Regions from separate parts of the Mus musculus genome. Here region 2 is linked to region 1. Evidence: chromatin contacts called from ENCODE Hi-C or POLR2A ChIA-PET data. All regions are on one chromosome and are shown on one strand. The core of a region is the stretch at or near the end of the contact, and the rest is flanking DNA. Distances in the headings are between cores, read along the strand shown.

The links. Hi-C counts contacts between places; a loop is a spot of excess contacts on that map. ChIA-PET counts read pairs that join two places held with the same protein, here RNA polymerase II (POLR2A).
Region 2: a loop to region 1 is called in a map of heart, with 6 times the contacts of the local background. The contact joins the promoter of Rrp12 here to the promoter of Zdhhc16 in region 1. A Hi-C loop is called at or near these places in 4 of 37 maps with a recorded cell type or tissue (adrenal gland and heart). POLR2A ChIA-PET finds 5 or more read pairs at or near these places in 3 of 5 experiments (Patski and embryonic stem cell).

What each region holds. Positions count from the first base shown.
Region 1 is chr19:41,930,296-41,935,985 of GRCm38, forward strand. It overlaps Zdhhc16 (zinc finger, DHHC domain containing 16), which reads left to right and starts at 3,150. Exons shown (of 11, transcript NM_023740.3): 1 at 3,150-3,370; 2 at 4,443-4,588. It overlaps Exosc1 (exosome component 1), which reads right to left and starts at 3,019. Exons shown (of 8, transcript NM_025644.4): 1 at 2,957-3,019; 2 at 2,754-2,869; 3 at 1,061-1,135. The coding sequence starts at 2,987.
Region 2 is chr19:41,892,741-41,898,471 of GRCm38, forward strand. Rrp12 (ribosomal RNA processing 12 homolog (S. cerevisiae)) reads right to left here and starts at 3,413. Exons shown (of 34, transcript NM_199447.2): 1 at 3,199-3,413; 2 at 2,408-2,637. The coding sequence starts at 3,337.

The DNA of each region.
Region 1 (5,690 bases), core at 1,900-4,399:
CCAGATAAGCCACCTTACTGACTGACCCATGCTCTCCCCCACCCCTCCCCTTTTCCCCTTTGTTTAAGACAGGGTCTTACTATGTAGCCCCCCCCCCCCCCCCCCCGTATCAGCACTAGCCATGTACACCAGGTCGGCCTTGAACCACAGAGATACGCCCGCTTCTGCCTCTTGAGTGGTGGCATTAAAGGCACATGCTGCCCAGTCTGTCTTCTCTCTTTGGGACACAGATCTACCACGCAGCCCGGCTCCCCTTTGAGATCCCCCACCTCTCAAGCACCATCTGAGGAGTGTGCACCTATGCCTGCAAAACTTTCTGTGATGTCATTTCCTGGGGCTGGACAGATGGCTCAGCAGTTACAGAGCACTGGCTGCCCTGGTAGAGGGTCTGGATTCAATTCCTAGCAGGCACACGAGGGCCTATAGTCATCTGCGCCTTCAGTCCCAGGGGGTGCCACACCCTTCCCTAGGCTTTGTGGCACCAGGCATGCATATGACGCAGACAAGGTGACTATTCACACGCGATAAAACAAAACAAAATAAAGAATCATTTGCTAGACCCAAGGGTGTACTTCAGAGGAGTCCATCACTTTCCCACACCCCCCAAACAAAAGTCCTATGCCAGCCAATATGGCAGTCACTAACCACGATTTGCTACTGATTACTTAAAATGTGAAGAGCGTTGGGACTGTGGGGTACAGGGTCTCACTCTGTAGCCTATTCTGGTCTTGAACTACTGTCCAATAACTCTGTTCAGCTTCCAGATACTGAGACCACAGATAGGATGAATCGTATCTATATTGTAGCCTGGCTAAAAATAAAATTTTCATTTTTCTTTTCTTTTGAGACAGGGTTTCTCTAGGAAGCCCTGGCTGTTCTGAAACCACTCAGTAGACCAGGCTGGCCTCACGTATCTACCTGCCTCTGCCTTCTAAGTACTGGGATTAAAGGCCTGAGTCAACACATCCAAATAAACTTCAACAGCCCTATATAGCCAGGCGACTACTGAATTCAGCAGCCGACCATGGCAGCTATAGCACAGTGACTAGGACCCGCTCACCTTACAGGTGACGACAGCTCCCACATCTGGAAGCAACTGGGACTCTGTTTCTCTCATCACTGACACCACGGGAACCTGTGGAGAAAATAGAAAGGTCAGTGTAGTGGCTAAGTAAGCCTTGGTTTGAGAAAGCAGCCTGTAGATTAGTTTTTAGCCTATAGCAGAGGACATCAGTCATTTTAGGAAATAGAGGATCAGAAGCCATTAGAATTAGGTGGCCAGGTTTAATATAGCCTTTCTGATTAGTTGTAAATTACTGAAGATTCTCTTGGAATTTCCTGGTACAAATCCTTTTGCTTATAATTATGAATATCCTGACTCTTCCAAGCTATACTTTTTTTTTTTTTTTTTACACTTCATAAGTCAGATCTTGCAATTAAATGCTACAGAATGGCAACTCTTGTTTTAGTCCAATGGCAGCTGGCAAGTACCATCTTACCTCTCTTGCTTGGTGCGGTTTCCTCACCTTACTAAGTCCCTCCCATGTCAGTGTCCGTCTAACCCATTCTCTACAGGAGGATCACATTCTTTGCTCTCCTCCACCTCTACTTATATTCAGATGACTAAATCCTGTCACTGTCTAGAATGCACAGAGCCTGTTACATGTTCTTATTGTACCGCACAATTCTTTTGTACATTTGCTCATGATTTCTGTCCGCCTCCTCAGTAAGAAAAGCTGTGTATTGGGCTCGTGACTCTATCCCCAGTAGCAAATAAGGGCAGCCCTGAGCAGGTCACATTGAAAGTGCTCAAGAGACATCGATGCAGTGACTAAACACACAGGCTGAGGCTGACTTTATCTCCAGAACCAACAGACTGGAATCTGTTTTTACAAATAAGCTCAACACAAAGAGAGATGTTTAGGTCTAGCCAGTTCCTAAAGAGTTTTTATTTTTTCGGGAGATTGGATCTGTGGTCCCAGGGTCAGCATACTACGTAAGCTCTGTACTGATGAGCCACAAGTCTAAGGTTTTAGTTTTTATTTATTTTTTATCGTCTTACATGTATCAACGATTGCTTTTATCTGTGCCTGTTAGAAGCTGGGGATACGCTGGTGTACCACCAATCGTGGCTCCACTTAAATGTCTAGTTGGGCAAGAATCTAGTGATCAAGAGTAACATTTAAATAAGTGCCCTGGAGGGAGATTCTTGGGCATATCGATCCTTCTGCCACCAAACCCACTTTTTTTTAGTCAGAAGGTCCAGAAGGGCTTCTCTGGGAAAAAAAAAAAACAACTAAAAAAACCGATTAAATAAAGGGGTTGAGCAGGAGTGTGTTCCAGATAGACGACACGTGAATTGCACAGGCTTCGCGACAAGAGCGAGCTTAGTGCACTAAGACACTGGAAATCGCCAGCATTACTACATTGATGTCAGTGACGTGGGACACATGAAAGCGGAGGGGTAGTCGAGATGTACCACGTGAGGAAGCTCTCGGCTGGCTGGGCTACTCTTACATTTGCGTGCTTTTCCCTCCACTTCCTTCTGTGTGCATCCACAGAACTTAAGTCAGATTAACCTAACGGGTGTGCGGCCGGTGTGCTTCAGCACAGCGCAGAGATCACAGCCGGGAGACCAAAGCGTTCTGCGGCTGAGCCACCAAAGACGCGTCCGCCCGCTCTGCCTGTGCCCAAGGACCGGAACTCAACGGCACCCGGAGAGGGAACGCGCGCTGGGTAGCCGCTTCCTTTACCGCGCCATTCTCGCTGGTCTTCATCAGGCAGCCAGCCAGCGACGAAAAGATGTAGCCATGCCGGGTGTAGGTGCCGCTGCCGGGGCTGCCTTCCTCCAAGTTACACAGACGTTCGCCTGCAGAAGACAAGCTGCCTCAGCCACGGGCTCCCAGAAGCTGGTTGCCACACAGCCTGGAACTGCGTGCGGAGACCGCTCACTTACCGGGGATGCAGTACCTCACCGGTGGTGCCATGCTTGCCACCATCCACAACCCGGATGAGAACCAAGACGACTTCTCATTGGTCAGCTAGAGGAGCGGCCTCGCAGTTACACGAGTACCAATTGGCGCCTTCGACCGCACGGGGTGTAAGAGCGAGGTCTGACTCCATTTCCCAGGCTGCCCCGGGACAGATCTCTGGGCGTGCCTTTGCGGGCTCCGGGCCTCGCGCCTGCGCAGCTGGGTGGTGATGGGCGGGCGGCGGGTCCCGGTCCGCTGGCTAGCGCTGTGGGCTGAGGGCCATGGTGGGTCAGCCTTAGCTCGGCCCGGCCTGGGTCCTGAGCTGGAAGGGGAGGCAGTGGGTGGCGGACAGGGAGACTGGGCCTAATCTGGCTGATTGAGAAGCTGGCAGGAGGCAGGTAAGAGTAAAGGCGCGGTTCTTGCTTCCCATCCGAGTCCCGGTGTCCAGGCCTTTAAGTTAAGTTCCTGATCTCTCTACGACCTGCCCTGCGTGGATGCGTCCTCCTAGGTCCGAACGCATTTTCAGCCCCAACTCGCCCATTTCATGAGTTTGAAGACTCAGATCCAGGTTTGCTTTGTACAACAAAGTGTCGAAGTTGGTTCGAGACAGCCCAAGCTTAAGCCGATTTTTTTTTTTTTTTTGGACCTGAGCCCATCATAGATGGACCCTGCTGCACCTGGAGACACAACCTTTTTCTAGTTTTGTAGAACGACAGTTTCTTCTCTTGCAGGCAGATACTCTATAGAGTGTGAGCTCCTTAACTATGAATGAGCAGCTTGACGTTAGCATAGCATTCCTTTTGCTTTTTTTTCCCTTTTAGCATGTTAGCCGGGAAAGAAGCCTTCATTAATAGAATATTGTGCTTTATTGATATCTGACATCAGCTTGAGGTGGCAAAGGTTCCGGGAGCAGCAGCTTTTTCCGGATGAAATTTGCCATGACTTTGATCTCACTTTCATCTATTGGCTCTGGAGTTTATTGCTCTCTCCCCTTCCCTCCCTGTCAGCCAGGCTTCTTTGAGATACAGATGGTGATTTAGGGGAGTGCTCTTGCCTGCTAATCTCTAATCTGGTGGCAGATGGCCACTGTGGCCTGTGGGTCCTACTGAGAGGTGGCAGTACTTGGAGTGTGGAGAAATTATGCTGGCTTTATTCCTCCTCCGTGCATTCAGGTCATTCGTGCCTTCCCGCCACATTTAGATGTAAATACGACTTTGCTTTTTCTCTGTTTCCTGAGGGAAAACTTTTTCACTTGTGGCCCATTTAATACGTCTTTTTCTAGCCTCGTCATTATCCTGATATCCCATTAGGCTGAGGGGAGAGGGTCCTGGTCTCACTCTGTTCACTCAGAGTTGATAGGCACCACAAGCTTTCCATTTTACGGGTTTGATTTCCGGTTTGATTTGTCCTCTAGGTTATTGATCTCTAGAGCTATGATTCTAATACTGGTTTTATTTCTTTGTTAATCAGAAAGGATGAGCGCAGCAAATACTTGGGTGTTATCACATTGGTGAGAGTGTCTTTGCTGGCTCCTGTACAGCTGCCAGCCTTTCCTGTTCTGCATCTCTCCAGGTCATTCATTCAACAAGTATTTATTGAATACTTCTACAAGCCAGGTATTAAGATGTTTATAAGCATTTGATTTAAACCTTGGGCATATGTGTGTATATGTATGTATGTATGTACACGCATACATTTGTATGTATAAGAATTTAAGGTTTAGAGAAGAAGGTTCCAGGACTACTTATGGAAAGATTTGAACCCTAAATAGGGTATACATAGATGAGAATTGGTCAATCGAGCCTTAAAGTAGGCATTTCACACAGAACTCAAGGATGGAGAAGGTGATTGACAGTCGGATTCTTTATAAAGATACATTCTCGTGTATCTCATGCTGGTCTCAGACTGGCTGTGAAGCCAAGGATCATTTTTATCTAATCCGCTTGTCTCCAGATGTACACACATGCCCAGTTTTGAGGATCTTTATTTATTTTTTTTTAGGTGGGATAACACACTATGTTTTAGATAGAACTGATTGTCCTGGAAACTCACTCTGTAGACCAGGCTGGCCTCTGCCTCTGAATGCTGATATTAAAGGCGTGTGCCTCAATCTTTCTTTTTTTTTTTTTTTTTCTAAGATTTATTTATTATTATATGTAAGTACACTGTAGCTGTCTTCAGACACACCAGAAGAGGGAGTCAGATCTTGTTACGGATGGTTGTGAGCCACCATGTGGTTGCTGGGATTTGAACTCTGGACCTTCGGAAGAGCAGTCGGGTGCTCTTACCCACTGAGCCATCTCACCAGCCCCTCAATCTTTCTTTTCAACAGTTCCTTTTAATTCTTTCAGCTTCATAGGAAGTGATGGGAAAGGCCGGTCTCTTACCCTGTGAAGTGGCTATTGGTCTTTTCCCCATTACGCTTCAGTTTTCTTGCAGGCTTTTTTTTTTTTTTTTTTGCATCTTTTTATCTCACCTTGGGGTTTCCAAGATTGTGGAAGGAGATCATTAATGATTTTTGCAAAACTTTTTAAAGTGGGGTTGAGCCAGGGTGCAAGGAGAGTACTTTACTCCAGTTACTGAACTGAAACCCATCTCCACAGCAGAGTAGCTGCATCCAGTTTCTGCTGGGTCATGAGCTGCCTGTTAAATAAGTCAGTGAGGTTGCTGAAGGCAAAGCAGTATTCCTTATCCATCCATCATTAAAACAGATTATTT
Region 2 (5,731 bases), core at 2,163-4,662, 37 kb before region 1:
CTGAGTCCACAGCTGGAGCACACACCACAGGGCCCAGGAAACAAGACACCTAAAACCATGCCTGCTCCACAGCCACCTCAAGAACAGTTTCTTATAGAAACACCTCTGTGAATGTGTGCACTGTACACTGCACACAAACTGGAACAGATAGTCGGCAACAGAAGGTTGATAATACGGGGGCCGAGGAGAGGCTAGAGGGGAGGGACCAGGAGGAGAAGAGGGAAACAGCAGTCAGAAGGAAGTGATGGTGATGATGGTGATGAACTATTTTATTTAGACTTGATAGGTTTTGTTTGGTTGCTTGGTTGGTTTTTGGTTTTTTGGTTTTCCGAGACAGGGTTTCTCTGCATAGCCCTGGCTGTCCTGAAACTCACTTTGTAGACCAGGCTGGCCTCAAACTCAGAAATCCACCTGCCTCTGCCTCCCGAGTGCTGGGATTAAAGGCGTGCACCACCACGCCCGGCTGTTTTTGTTTTTTTGAGATAGAATCTCAATATGTAGCCCAAACTAGCTTCAAACTGACAGCAATTCTCCTGCCTCAGCTTTCCAAGTCCTGAGATTACAGGAGGCATGTACTGCCGTGCCCAAAAATGAGATTTAAATATTATATGACTACTGAAAAACAACAACAAAACAAAAAAAAACCCCAACGATATGAGAACAATTAGATACAATAACTTGGAAATACTGTTTTGTCAATGACAAAGTTGGAGTGGTGGTTATAAAATATAACCATATTTCAGTAAACCCTAGTAAACATACAGAAAGTTGAACAGAACTCGGTATGGTGGCACACACCTGTGATCCCAGCATTCCAAAGGCGGAGGCAAGAGGATTACCTTGAGTCTTAGGCCAACATGAGCCACAAAGTGCGATCCAGGTCAACCTGAGCTAGACTAAACGACCTTATCATCCAGCAGTGACACACACCTTTAATCCTGGCACTTGGGAAACAAGGGTCTTATAGCTCTCTTGAGTTCAAGGCATGCCTGGTCCATACATCAAGTTTCAGGCCAGCCAGGGGTACTGAGTGAGACCCTAGGCTAAAAACCAAAACAATAACCACAACAGATCCTGACTGATGGGGCTGCGCATCTACATGGCTCAGTGGCTGGGAACTCTCGCTGCCCTCGCACAGGACCGGAGTCTGGTTCCTAGTACCCACACGGGATAGCTCATGGTCAACTCCAACTCCTGCTCCAGGAGTTATGACCCCCATGGGCACATGTGCAGACATGTGACACAAACTCACCAAACTGAAATAAATAAAAGAGTCTAAAGAAATAACACAAAGACTGACTAAATGTGTTGAAATGCTAATATTTTATACATACTGGTCGAATACATTAATTTTACCCACTTCTTTTTACTTTTTAAATGTAGCTTCTAAAATTCAAAATCACTCGTGGTTCACTTTATAGCACTACTGGGCAGTGCTAGTCTAGAAATACATTGAGTGACCTATGAACAATGCCCACTGGAGAGACTCAAATTGGGAGACTAGCTATAACACTTTAGTCTATTTATATCTCTTTGTATCATTTAGCATTTTTTTAAAGATTTATTTATTTATTACATGTACATACACTGTAGCTGTCCTCAGACATCCCAGAAGAGGGCATCAGACATGTGGTTGCTGGGATTTGAACTCACGACCTTCGGAAGAGCAGTCAGCGCTCTTAACCGCTGAGCCATCTCTCCAGCCCCTCATTTAGCATTTTTAATATTCCTCATTTAAATAATAAAAAAATAAACATATTAACTTTGAAATGTCAATTAAGTAAAACATTTTTCGTTAAACAAAACAGATCCCAAACCACAGTTATTCACCATGAACTTGAACACTAACATCCCTGGAAATACATGTAAAGATTCCCGTTTGAAGAACAGCTGAGGAGACAAAGGTTGACAACATTTCTACCCTCAGTCTGGCTCAGCCAGTAAAGTACTTGCTCCCAAACCTGACAAGTTGAATTTGATCCCTGAGCCCCACATGGTGGAAGGGAAGAGAAAGGTCTCCCTAAAGTTGTCTTCTGACCTTCATGCCCATGCTGTGACACGCACAATCAAAATTAATATGCTTTGTTGAGCATGAAGACACAAACCTTTGACCCCAGCACTTGAGAGGCAAAGACAGATTGCTCTCTATGGCTTTGAAGCCAGTCTGGTCTACAAATGGAAACTTTGTCTCAAAAAAATAAACAAAAAAATTTCAAACATATATGAACATTAATTACCACACACGATTTTTAAGGGGACTCTGCCCAAGAGTGTATGTGAGGGGCACAAAGGGTAAGAGAGATGACACATCATCCAGAAATACCAGTTGCTGTCACCAGAGCTGTATGAAAGTCATCTTGAATGTGCCCTGCCTACTGCCCTACAAACTCAGCAACCAATCTCCTACCTCCTTGTGAGCAGCTGAGTTGGATTCCCAGAAGCGCTGCACTTTGCTGAAAGTGACATTTGTACAGTCAGACAAGCCACTCAGAAACGTGCCCGAGGACTTCTCGGTGAAAGCCACCTCTGGATCTTGGTCCATGGTCGTCTCAGGGGCTTGGCTTTTGCCCAGGCTCAGGGTCCCCGACTGCAGCTCATTATGCAACTTCACAGCATCAACAGTCAGGTCGCTCTTTCCTGAGAACCAGAGTAACAAGGTAATGGCCCCATTTCCACCCAAACTTCCTTTAGCTGAAGGAACAGAACCCCTAAGAAACAAACCAGAGGGTTTAGACCCCCCCAATCCCAGCGGCAGGATTCCAAACCAGGCTTGCCTGCACAGCCCTGTGTACGCTTGCAATTTTCAAGGCCAAGAGAAAGGAACCCCAGATCTGTTTCTGCTTCCCTGTACTAAAGGCACAGGGACATCCAGAGCCAGGGTCGTATACTGTACGGAGACACCCGAAGGCTGAAGATGTGGGTTAGTAGTTGAGTGTTTAGTTAGCGTGCACAAAGTCCTGGGTTCGCTCCCTGACACTCCCTCAACATATACATAAATCTAAAGGGGCATCCAAGGGTAGTGACGGCCGTGTCCCTGAGACCGCGGTATCCTAGACAAGTCATTTCCCTTCAGAGGACAATTTCCGCATCTGTCAAACTCGAGGGGCGGGCCTTCACAGTGAGCGCCAGGACTGACATTACAAAGTGGCAGGCCGAATGCCACAAGATGCCGCCCAAGGAGTCCCACGGCCCGGCTACCTGACGGGCGGCTGAAGAAGCGGCTCCGAGCGGCCTGGCGATGGCGGCAAGTGGCGGGGTTGCTGTCGCTGCTGTGGCCTTTCTTCCAGCGCTTCAACTTGGCCGAGACACCAGAGGGCAATTTCCCCGAGCGACCCATGTTGACCAAACGGTGGCTCGCACTCGCCCAGAGAACAAGCGTCCACACACGCCGAAAAGACAGCAGAAGCCACGGCAGAACCCACGTGTGTGTCCTCAGCCGGCTCCGCAGCCCCTTCCTCTGATGTCACTTCCTGTCTCCAATCTGTTACCATGGCAAAACCAATCAACATCCGTTCTGAGGCTTCCTATTTGCTTTGCGATCTTAACGCTGGGGAAGGAGTTCTGGTGTTTCGGATGCTGTGTGGGCTCCTGATGCACCGCCAAGATTCGTGGCCGTGAAGGAAAACCTTGTAAAACGGGAATTTCTTTGGAATTAAAAGACAAATTTATATTACTCTCAAAGAATCAGTTGTTCAGCCGGGCGTGGTGGCGCACACCTTTAATCCCAGCAGAGGCAGGTGGATTTCCGAGTACGAGGCCAGCCTGGTCTACAAAGTGAGTTCCAGGGCAGCCAGGGCTATACAGAGAAACCCTGCCTCGAAAAACAAACAAACAAACAAAAATCGGTTGTTCAAGCGGAGCGGTGGTGTCCGCACGCTTGTAATCCCGGCAAACTGGAAGACTGTCGTGAGTTTAAAGCCAGCCTAGTCTCCACACTGCGAGATGCAAAATCCTGTCTAAAAACAAAAATAACAAAATAAATACATCAGTAATCCCAGCGCCTAGGTAACAGACGTTGGTTGATCTCCGTAATTTCAAGGCCACACTGCTCTAAATATTGAAATAGTGAACTCCAAGACATTCAGGGCTACACAGTGAGAACCTGTCTCAAAAAACAGAAACAAACAAACAAAAAACCCTAATAAAGTTTAAAAAAGAAAACAATAATCAAAAACTATGGATGTATAACAAATGAAAACATCTTGGCCTCACGAGAGATAAAAGCAACAACTAGTGCCCACGACTTGCTTTGCAAATTGAAACCACAACGGAATAACGACAGAAAGGAGCAGTGGTGGTGCCCTGTTGCCAAGAACACAGCCCTGATGTCTCCATGTGCTGCTGTTGGTTGATATGGGCACTTTGGGAAACTAGTACTATTTTTAAAAGATGTATTTCTTAAGTTATGTGTACACCCGTGTGATGGTATGAATTCAGGTGCCTGTGGAGGCCGGAAGCATCAGACCCCCTGGAGCTGGAATTACGAGCAGTTATGAGCTGTCTGAGGGTGCTAGGAGAAACCTGTCTCAGGTCTTCTGCAAGAGCTGTGTGTGAGTACACTATCACTGTCTTCAGACACACCAGAAGAAGGCATCCGATCCCATTACAGATGGTTGTGAGCCACCATGTGGTTGCTGGGAATTGAACTCAGGACCTCTGGAAGAGCAGTCATTGCTCTTAACCACTGAGCCATCTCTCCAGCCCTAGCATGAACTCTTCACTGTTGTTAATTCATCTCTCCAGCCCCTGCTCCCTGTTTGTATTTTGAGGTCTCGTGTGACCTATGTTGGCCTTAAACTCACAGCAATTCTTCTGCCTCTGCTTCGTGAGTGATGGGATTGCAGGCATGAGCCCTAACATCTAGCTTGGTCTAGTAGTATCTAATAAAACATATGTCCACTCTACCCAGCAATTCATTCCTATATATACACCCAACAGAGACGATTACTTACTTGCTAAAAAAGAGATAGTTGAGAACTAGAAGTGACCAAACACCCATCAACAGAATAGGTCAGATTCACTGTGATATAATGATATGTAATGGAATATTTTATCATTTTTAAACAGCAGCTTCTGCATAGTATACACAGAGATCTGCTATGTGCGTGTATGATTCAAATTAAATGGAAGACTCCAGACATAAAAGAATGTAGCCAGGCAGTGGTGGCGCACGCCTTTAATCCCAGCACTGGGGATGCAGAGGCAGGTGGATTTCTGAGTTCAAGGCCAGCCTGGTCTACAGAGTGAGTTCCAGGACAGCCAGGGCTATACAGAGAAACCCTGTCTCAAAAAAACAAAAAAACAAAAAAAAATGTGTATTGTATGATTCTATTAATTAAAAAAACAAAAGGACCCCAGTATTGGAATCTGGTACCAGCTGAGAGTAAGCACAGTAGATGTAGTTATAGTCTAATATCTTAGGGGTTTACATAGATGTATTCACCAAGTAATGGTTGTGTATTATATACTTACCTGAATGTATCTTAAAAAATAGAGGGGCTGAAGAGATGGCTCAATGGCCCAGCATCATACTCTGGTTTGCTTCTTTTCTATTTATTTATTTATTTATTTATTTATTTATTTATTGCAGAGGGAAGGGATGGGATAATCAAGCCCTTGCCATGTAACACATTCTTCTTTTGGATTCATGGCAATCCTCCTGCCTCTGTGTATGTGAAGGGCTTGAATTACAGGTGTACACTTCAATGTTCGGCTCATATATATTTTACCC